Linked DNA regions of Mus musculus: region 2 is linked to region 1. A link is a loop called in an ENCODE intact Hi-C map of the cell type or tissue named here. Cell type or tissue: left cerebral cortex. All regions are shown on one strand.

Region 1 (5,000 bases):
AGACTGGTGGGCTGCTGAAGAGATCAAAAGCCTCTTCATGTAGGAAGTACCTGAAGGGTCAGAAAACACTGAAGGGGGACAACTCAAGAGTTTTGTTCAATATTAGAAAGGCTTTCTGCTGTTGCATGAATGCTATATGGGTCAGCTATGTGAGCAAGAGAAGCGAGCTAGTCAGGGTTGTGAGAAGGCTGAGCTGCTGTTGCACAACTTCCTCACCTCAGGAAGGACTGGCCATTGTGTGCAGGACCAGGTGGCAGACATGGTGGAAAACCTTGCAGTTTGCGATACTTGGATGGAGTGTGAATTTATTAAGAATTTACTTTTGGAGACTTGCTTCAAAAGTATTTTAGTGGGAGAGGTAAGAGAATGAGAAAGAGGAATGGAGTGAAAATGACTGAAGTTTATTAGAATTAAAAAGAATTAAAAATATAAAGAAAGTGGACTCCAAGGGTGTAGTTGGTAGTATAGCACGTGGACTGCATGCTTGAGACCCTGGGTTTAATCTGCAGCATCAAATATGAATAAATAAACGATCCAACTGCAGTTTTCTACCACTTGGCAGATCTAGCAGCTTCCCTTTGCACTTAGAAACAGTTGCTCACTGCCCAGGCGTCCATGGTGCCTGCTGATGTGGTCCTTTGAAGTTTTATCTGCAAAGTTCTTTATCTTCTGACTCACTCCCTGGCTCATCTCTCTTCTCTCCCACTGGCCTCCTGTAAATTCCTCTAACCCTCTACATGGGCTCCCACCTCAGGGATTTTGCATATGTGACTCTGTAATCTGGAATGATCTTTTTCATCCTTCAGAGCTTTGTTGAAATCTCACCTCTTATGACCACTCTCCTTAGCAGATAGTCTGTTATCTTCCACTAATTCCTCACAGTGTTTTGAATGTTGTAATTACGTATTCAGTCATGTCTCTTCTAGCTCTAAACACACAGACACACACACACATATGTACACACACACACAAACATATATACACACACATGTATCTCCAAGTTCTAAAAAGGCATCTAGCTCTTGTTACTTGATAAAGAACTGTAAAATAAAATGAAAACAATCACAAGAGTGTTAAAAAGAAAATAAATATAGCGTGTTCTTTTAATTTTTTAGGAATCTGAGAATGTTTTTTCTAAGTGCGGCCTGAAACCTCAAAGTTATAAACACAAAGACTCCCTCCCAACTTTGACAATGTTAGGCATTTCATAATTAAAAGAAGATAAGCTGAGAAATAAAAAACCTTCACAAATTATAGAAGAAATCTCTTCAAATCAGTAAGACTAGATGAACAAACCTATGGAAAATGGTTTAATAAATTTCAGAATAAAAACAAGTGAACATTAAACACACTTAGATGTTGTTACTGAAGACGTTGGGTTTTCTAGGGTGTGGGCGGCGTATACCTGGACCACAAACACTTGGGAGGCTGTGGATGGATAATGAGTTCCAGGCCAGCCTGGGCTGTACAAGACCTGTTTCAAAGCAAACAAATAAACAAAATTGAAACAGACAGATGGACAGGTACCTCATCAGATTTTCTCCTGGTCGCTCCGTAAACACTCTGGTGGTCTGTGTGCAGAAGTAGTCAGGTATTCGTACACCATCATACACATAACATAAACAGCTAGCATTCTTGAATGTATTGCAAATTGGTGTCAGTTTTTTTTTTTGTTTTTGTTTTTGTTTAGAGATTTAGCCAAGTCTATTGAAATTTAAAATGTGCCTTCTCTTTAACCCAACACTGTTTTTTAAGTGTTAATTTTAGGAATTCATTCTTAAATAATCCTGTCCCAGACTGCAACACAAATCCAAGTCTTTAGGTTTAGCATTGTCTTCGTAAGCAAAAAACGGCAAACATCTGATGATTCAATACCATTCATACAAGAAATGCCGACATACCAAGCAGCTATGTAAAAGAACCAGGATCCAGGTCTATTTGGGAGTTTCATTTGGGAGACACGTGACTAAAGTGAATGGATGTCTGATAACGTTCTATGAAATATGAAGATTTGTGTATTGATAAATCTCATGAATATGTCTAGATAGGAAAGAAAACGCAGCGATGGCTGAAATGCTGAGCTATGGATATAATTGGGAAATTGGATTTAGGGAGAAAACTCCTTTTTATGGCAGACATTTTGCATCGCTTATTTTTGCATTTGTTTAACCAACGGGGAGGGAGGAGAGAGGGGGGCGGGGAGGAGAGATTTTCCTGGAAGAAAAATGGCGACTTTTTCCTGAGTGTCACTCTGTGCATGGTGGGAGTTGTCCCATCTAGCTTTGAGGCAGAGCAGACGCTGTGTCAATGGTTTCCCTTCTCTCTCTCCCATTCTAGCTGTAGAGGGAAAGGCACGTGGACATGGCAGGTTTTTTTTTTTTTTTTTTTTGCAAGTGTCATGAAATCTGGGTTGGGAGACACCTATATCAACTCAAAAACCTTTCAAACAGAAGATTGCCATCCCACTACGCCTGTCAGAGAGGGTGGCTGGTCCCAGAAAGTCCTCTTGTGTGCCTTCGTTGCCAAAAAGTCCAGCAGTCCTCTTTCTCCCAAACAGCTCTGGACTGGAGTCCCCCTCCTTCTGACTCTCAGGGAGGGAGTCCACAGGCCACCCGCTCCATTGCTCCATCCCAGCCCTGGCCCCGCCACTTCCCAGCAGAGCTTGGCTGTTCCTTGAACTTTCAACGCTGGTTTGATTTCCTCCTGGGGTACCACATGCTGCTGTGCAAACAGAGCACGTGGTCCCGCTAAACAAAGGAACAAGTGTGCTGCAAACCATTCCCCCCACCCCGTTCCTCCTCCCCCTCCCCCGATCGCGCCGGCTGCACCAGGAGAGGGCCAGGCCTTGCTTGCACTGCCATTTGTCACCGCAGCCCGCACACCCCGCCAGGCCTCGGGGCCCCGCAGGGATGGAGGGGGAGCAGGGGCTCGAGCCTCTGCTGCTCCCATCACCGCCCTGGAAATAGCATCTGAGCTCGCACCACCCAGCTTTCCCCCCCCTCCCCCAAGCTGCTAAGATTTCATTTCACCTCCGACAGGCTTCATGGGGACTCGCTGTGAAAAGATCACTCTCCCGGGACGCGGGCCGTGGGAGGGGGCCCGGGACTGTATACAGCTGTCAAAACGTCTCCAACAGGAGGCTGAGGCCCAGCTGCTCCAGCCTGGCTCAGGCGCCGGGCACGCGGGGAGCACAGTGGACCTATCAGTGCTGCACCGAGCGGTAATTGCATTAGGATTAGTTATCTCCCGCGCCTAGCTCATTAGCCCAGAGGATGGCTCGCATCCAGCACGAGGATGGCACCGGGAGAGGGTGTGCGTGGAACAGGTCGTGATAATGAAAGACTGCTCTCCTATTCTCCGGCTTCCCACCCGGCCCTGTATTCTCCGCCTCCCTCTTCCTGGAAACCTCATTTCCTGACTTTTTCCTGACGGTCTTATGAAATGTGCAATTTAGGAAGATTGCAATGAAGAAAACCAAAAAACCCACCACGTAGGTGGGGGAGGAGGGATTGGTGCAAAGGGTGTGGGGCCAGGCAGGAGTCAAGGCCAGCGGGGGTGGGGGGTTGTAGGGGGGAAGCAAGCGCTTGGCACGCTCTTGAGGCCAGTGCTAGCAGCTGCAGAAAGCTTAGACTATCTGGAGAGTTCAGCCTAGGACCAGCCTGAAACAACACCCACTCAGACTGAGGTAGTCTCACCTTGCTTAGAGGCTCCCTTAGAGGAACTAGCTCCTGGCAGATGGGACTCAGCCAATAATTTTTTTTTAATCGCACCTAGCATTACCTGAACATTGCCTGAAAAAAATTCTCACACTGAATGAGAATTTTGAAAAAAGACACACGTGGGACTGATGAGAGGACTCAGCTGAAAAAGCACTTGCCTCACAAACAAGCTCTGAATGCGAATCCTACTGCATCTAAAACCCGGGTCCGGGTGGCCTGCCTGAGATCCCAGCTCTCAGGGGCGGGGAGGGGAGGAGCCCTGTGCTTGCTTGTTTGCAAGTCTTGCAGGATCCAGGTCCAGTGAGAAACCCTGTCTCAAAAACAAACAAACAAACAAACAAACAAACAAACAAACAAAAACACACAGTGGAGAGAGATAAAGGAAGGCAGTGCGTTCACTTCTGATCCCCCCCCCCCACATACACACTGCAAGCACACATGTGAAGCACACAAACACACAAAATTAAAAATGAACAAAAGTCGTCATCAACTCAGGGTAACTAAGAATAAAAACTCAATCCCTACCAGACTGATCTATCACTATGTGGGTACTCTGTCAGGCAATCTAATTTTTCTAAAGATCCATATATTTCCGCAGGTTTATTCGCCCATGTGGAAATTGCCCAACATAGACCCAAAGTCATCGTATGGTATTCAGTAATGTTAGTTCCTCTGTGTCTTGTCTCCCTTAAGTAGAGCTAAACACACACACAAACACACACACACACACACACACACACACACACACACACACACACACACACACACACACCACTACCAAAACTCTTTGCTGTCTCAGGAGGAGGTGATTAACATTCTCACAGCCCATCTGAAAGGGCCAATGGAGTACAAAGTTGTTTTATAATTAAGAAATGTATCAAACTCTGGGTAGGACTAATTGCTGTGCAAATTTGATTGAGGCCTGTGAGGACAGGATTGCCTTTAATGGCTGCAGCATAGGGGACCATTTAATATGCTTCAGGAAAAGTCCAGTACCCAAGCCTCCACACTGGAGGCGATTGCATCACCAGCCATTAGGAGCGCTCCTCCATGGTTCAGAAGGAATACACCAGGGCTTTGCTTAAATAATTATTTTGAAACTGGGAGGTTTATGGAGAGTTCAGGGTTCAGATTTAGAAATGTCAGAAATAGAGTTTTTATTTGTTTCCATTGCACGTAATGAATTGCCCTTTAAATAATGAAGGGAGGAAATGCCAAGTGTTACATACTCCAGTGGACTGCCAAATGTTGAATCAGCCACCCCCACCCCAACTTTCTCCT
Region 2 (5,000 bases), 160 kb after region 1:
TTTTTAGAAAAAGGCAGACAGACATGAACGAGCAACTTTGACACAATGGTGGCAAGTACGTGTTTCCAATTACTCACCCTCACCCCCACCTTTGGCCTAGTAAGAGGCCCTTTCACTGAGTCAGAACAAAGGTCAGTCCCCTGACCCATCACTCCAAGGCCTTTTGGTTGACTAGGGCGGGAGGTGGGCGGTGAGGGTGGTGTGTGTGTGTGCCAATTAGGTCCCGTTGTGATAAAGGTGGGAGGGAAGTTTTCTCCCAATTCACTGACCCTTGAAGGAACTTCATCACTTTTGTTTTGAGGCTGTGTGGGGGTTGGATGGAGGCAGGGCACTCTTCCTTCATCTGTCTATAGTCAGCCCTGGAACAGGGACTGTCCTTGTCGTCCTCATATCCTAAGGATAGGTGGTACTTTAATGCCTCCTCTACATAGTTCAATCTGTAATCTCACTAAGTTGACGTTGGGATAGGAAGAAAACAATGGAAACATGTAGACTAGCTACTGGTACAATGTCTGTTTAGTTTTAGAAATCACATCTACATCCGTAAAGCATGGCAGATGTCAGCTCCACTGCCCACCACCCCTTGCCGGCTCCTCCCCTTCTTCTTAATGTGGAACACAATGAACTAATTCCATAAGAAGCAATTCAGAGAAAAGTGAAAATGTAATTTACCGGGGTTCAGCTAGGACGCCCATCTTGTTCTAAATCCAACAAGTTGATCACATGTGAGGGGCCCCAGCGTACCCTAAAATATATCCATTAATTCCCAGAGATTAAAATCCATGTGCTTAAAAACAACCACAACAAAAATACCAGCTGCCTTTTGAAAGCAAGGGCGTTGGGAAATGAATGGAATCTCATGCTCCTGCTCTGTGTTCAAGAGCTTCGATGGCTACTGTGTTACATCAGGTATGTAATGAATGACAATGGGCGAGGAATCTAAATAGAAGAGGGGTGCTTGAGTAACTGTAGTTTTTATGTTCAGGGGAGCCCGAGAGAGAAAAGCCGCATTGTACCTCGGATTAATGGAGCTGCAGGATTGCATTAATGACAGCTTTGCTTTTTAGCAAAAAGGAAGATAGTTAGGGCAGTCAAAGAGAACATGGCTAGAATGTGCTCTGCTAATTGGAAATGTATATTATCTTGAGGCGATGTGTGTGCCGGGGAGGGGGCTCGGGAGGATGTGAGGGGGAGGCACAGTAAGAGGGCTGCCAGAGAGACTGGACCCAGGATGCCCCGGATTGGGTCCTACCAGCAGGGCAGTTAAAGGGTCTTTTCTTGTTGATAGGAATGGCCAGTGCCTGGACCCCACCCTCCCCCACTCCCTTTTAATTCAATGGCTACGTGGGGGCTTCTTTGATGGAGGCTTTGAAGTCGGTGGCTTTGAGATTACTCTTCCTCTGTGACCTTGACCACCAGCCATGAGGTTAGTAGGGAAGGGGAGGGGAGGAGGAAGGCTCTGGAGCTGGAAAAAGAGAAGGAAGGAGAGGGGAGGGACAGCATTTCTGCAGCATTCCAGGACTTTTCTGATCGCTCGGCAAAGCTGAAATATGATTGCAGCCTTTGCGCCGGGAAGGAAAGAAACCATTTAAATGAAAAATTAGCTGCCTTAGCGGGTCAAGCACATAGTTACATTAATGTCGTGTAGAACAATAAATCACCTTCGATCTCCAATTGAAAAAATGCTAATTTAGCTCAGCGATTCACTGATTGTACTTTGCTTCGATAGAAATCTTTTATTTAATGCGAAGCCGTGATTTGACAGCCTCCTCTAATGGTGCTCGCAGCCTCTCAGCATCTCAGTGGAATTCTGATCATGGTTTTAATATTCCGTGCAGCTCTGCCCCCTCTGATTTCACGCTCACACATTAACGAGAGCTGACACTGGAGATTAGACGCAGACAGCTGGAATGCCAGGGCTTTGTTGCGGCATGGACTGCAGCCAACGTCGTTCAACCACAGCCAAGAGGGACCTGGGAAAGTCTTCTTAAGAAGGAGGGAAAGGCAGGGTGCGGGGCTGGAGGGAGGGTGGGAGCGGGGGATGGGAGCCCAAAGAAAGGCAAGGTACTTTCTGAAGGACACAGGATAATGGAGATTTTTCGAGGAGCCCTTTCCTCGTGGAAATTCACATTTGAATCGGTTCTGGTGTGTGTTAGAGGAAGTAGGTCATTACAGGGAAATCCCAGACTGGTTCAGTATTTTTCTTTAAACTCCTCTGAAATTACAATGGAAGGCTGCGAACGATGAATGGAAACGGGCTCCCAGTCTCAGCCAGCCGCTAGTCTGAGAAACAATGGTGATTAGAACAGGACTGCTTACATAAGGAAATGTGTGTTCTCTCTTCGCCTTGAAAAAAAAAATCACTTAGTTCCAGGTGGATAAGTGGGGAACTAGAACTAGATCTATGAGCCCGGGCTGCCTGCACAGACTAGTGACTACTACCTCGACGAGAAAGGAACTCTAGTCGCCTTGATCCGAAGACAGTGTTTCTTGAGACCAGAAATCAAATAAAGATCCACAGTTTCATCTACACTAGCAACCAGGGCTCAGCCAGTGCCTTACTGCAGAGAGGGAAGAGGAGGGCACCGCCCTAGTCTGCGATCCAACTTTCTCCTGGAGAATGACTGAGAATCAAAGTAGCCCTGACTGCACATTAACACCTCGTCAAAAAAAAAAAAAAAAAAAAAAAAAAAAAAAAGGCTTCTGCTCCCGGGGGAAAGCAATTGAGTAGAAATAACAAATGTCTTCCTTGCTAACTGTATCATCATTAATAATAATTGTACTTTGCATTTTTATGGGATCCTAGGATTCTTGAGGTCTTTATAAATATGCATGGGAGAGAGGGTGATGGGGAGGCTGAAGGATGAATAGAGACGGATGTGCCCATTCAGGATGTTAGGGTGGAGTGACTGAGGCCTGCCACCGCTGCAGGGGATTACCTGGGACTAAAGAACAGCCAGCAAGCAAGTCCCAAAGCCTCACACTGCACCTGGGCTGGTGCCTACCAGATAGATAATTCCTCTACTGACACCTATGACTCGCACCCGTGAACCTGGCTTTTGGGTGGGGGAAGGTGGAGGAACTGATCTGCCTTGAGTAACTTTGTCCTATATTTCTGACTGGTACTGTCCTTTGTCCTGGTTGGGTCACTGTCACCAATATAGCTTACAAGCTGTGTTATTGAGCATGGAACTAGACAATATTCTTATTGAAAGGAAATATGAGTTGGGACCTACTATATATATATATGTGTATATATATATATGTGTGTATATATATATATATATATGTATATATATACACACACATATACATCATATGTACATATTTGCATGCCCATATATATATACACACACACACATATATATGTGTGTGTGTGTGTGTGTGTGTGTGTGTGTATGTATAGATTTGATTCCTACAAGCAGCTCATAACTGCCTATAATTACAGCCCTACCCAGAAGATCCAATAGTCCCTGTCCTCAGAGGACACCCCCATGAATGTTCACATACCCACATGTATACACACACACACACACACACACACACACACACACACACACACACCTACACATAATTAAAAAAATGATAGATCTTTTTAAAAACTAGGAGATCATATCACAGTGGTTTAGGGCCTGTAGCTTATACCACAGCACCTAAAGCCAAGTAATTAAGAACAAATCAGATAGACGTGTTCATGAATCTCACTTCTCTTAATATCACTGTGGAGTTAGCAAGGTTCTTAGCTTTTCTAAATTTGTTGTTGTTGTTTGTGAAATACAGATTTTAATAAAATAACCCGTGGCAGAGTACCTGACTGGTAGGAGCCACTCATTAAAGGTCAATTATTACTGCTCATGTTATTTACATGAGGCTCTTAGAAGCACTCAATAGGGACACACACAGGTGAACATTGCCTAACAGACTCCTTAGTGTTCATAGTACCTGCTCATTACTGTTAAGTAGCCTGTGAGAATGAAGCGTTCTAAAGCACGCTATTGTTCTCACTACTATCTTCCTAATAGATTTACACTATACTCAAGATCCTGAAAAAAAAAAACCTCAAAGCATCTTTGAAACTATTCTTTAGAATGATGACTGGGAAGCTGGGGAGATAGCTCCGTTGGTAAGGCCTACCTTGTAAGCAAGAATTCACAAGTTCAATGCCCAGAACCCATATGAGAAAGCCAGGTATGATGGCACACAATTGTAATTCCCACGCTGGGAAGACAGAGATAGGTGAATCCCTGAGAATTGTTAGCTAGCCAGCATCACCTGATAAGGGAACCTCAGGCCAGTAAGAGATCCTATCTCAACAAACAAGGTTTGTAGTGCTTATAAAATGACACTTGAGGTACACACACACACACACACACACACACACACACACCAGTACTCTTGGTACTGTGTCTTAAACATCTTTAATTACATCACATTTCCATCCTTGGAGGATGGATTTCTCAGTGGGAGCTACTAAAAGCTGTCCAGAAGCTATCTATGTCTTATGAATCTGGTGGGCAATCAAATTGGGAGAACGATTTTTCAGAAATACAAATTAGATTTGCTTTTTGTAAACTGAACCTGACCTCAGTTCCAAGAAAGCCTTATTGAGCAAATGTAGCCATTTTAGAATATGCCTATGATTTCCTAAAAAGAGAGTGCATAGAAAGAGCTATCATTCCTGGTACATCTGTAAGGGGGAGACTGGAGCGCATTATTTCATGATCACAGCTTATAAACAGACTTCCAGGAAGGAGCTTATAGTTCCATGCAGCAGAAAAAGACACCTTGAATGCTCTTTATGTTTTATCTTTATGTTTTACTGTGCTAAACACCATGACCCAAAGCAACTTAGGAAAGGAAAGAGTTAATTTTAGCTTATACTTCACAGTCCACAATGGAAGAAAGTCAAGCAGAAAACAGAAAACAAAGATAAAAGCTGTTTATAGGCTTGCTTTTTGTTCCCTGCTCAGTGAACTTTATTAACTAGCATAGACCCACCC

Evidence for each region. Hi-C counts contacts between places; a loop is a spot of excess contacts. Peaks named below come from ENCODE experiments on the same cell type or tissue, not always from the same donor. Only the 100,000 strongest peaks of a DNase experiment are listed, where the experiment ranks them.
Region 2: a loop joins it to region 1, with 5 times the contacts of the local background. A loop is called at or near these places in 3 of 42 quality-filtered maps.

The regions. Positions count from the first base shown.
Region 1 is chr9:41,888,687-41,893,686 of GRCm38, reverse strand. All of the region lies in intron 1 of Gm40513 (a long non-coding RNA gene), which reads left to right. It overlaps Gm36170 (a long non-coding RNA gene), which reads right to left and starts at 3,425. Exons shown (of 2, transcript XR_379303.2): 1 at 3,030-3,425; 2 at 1,288-1,474. RefSeq lists an enhancer at 1,174-4,677. In left cerebral cortex, CTCF peaks have their summits at 2,656 and 2,862; DNase peaks (open chromatin) are centred at 2,029, 2,746, 3,187 and 3,789; H3K4me3 peaks cover 1,214 bases; H3K27ac peaks cover 1,772 bases.
Region 2 is chr9:41,733,030-41,738,029 of GRCm38, reverse strand. Gm35835 (a long non-coding RNA gene) reads left to right here and starts at 581. Exons shown (of 5, transcript XR_379295.4): 1 at 581-909; 2 at 1,289-1,426. RefSeq lists an enhancer at 69-3,052. In left cerebral cortex, no CTCF peak of the experiment used is centred here; DNase peaks (open chromatin) are centred at 670, 920, 1,911 and 2,362; H3K4me3 peaks cover 1,802 bases; H3K27ac peaks cover 2,240 bases.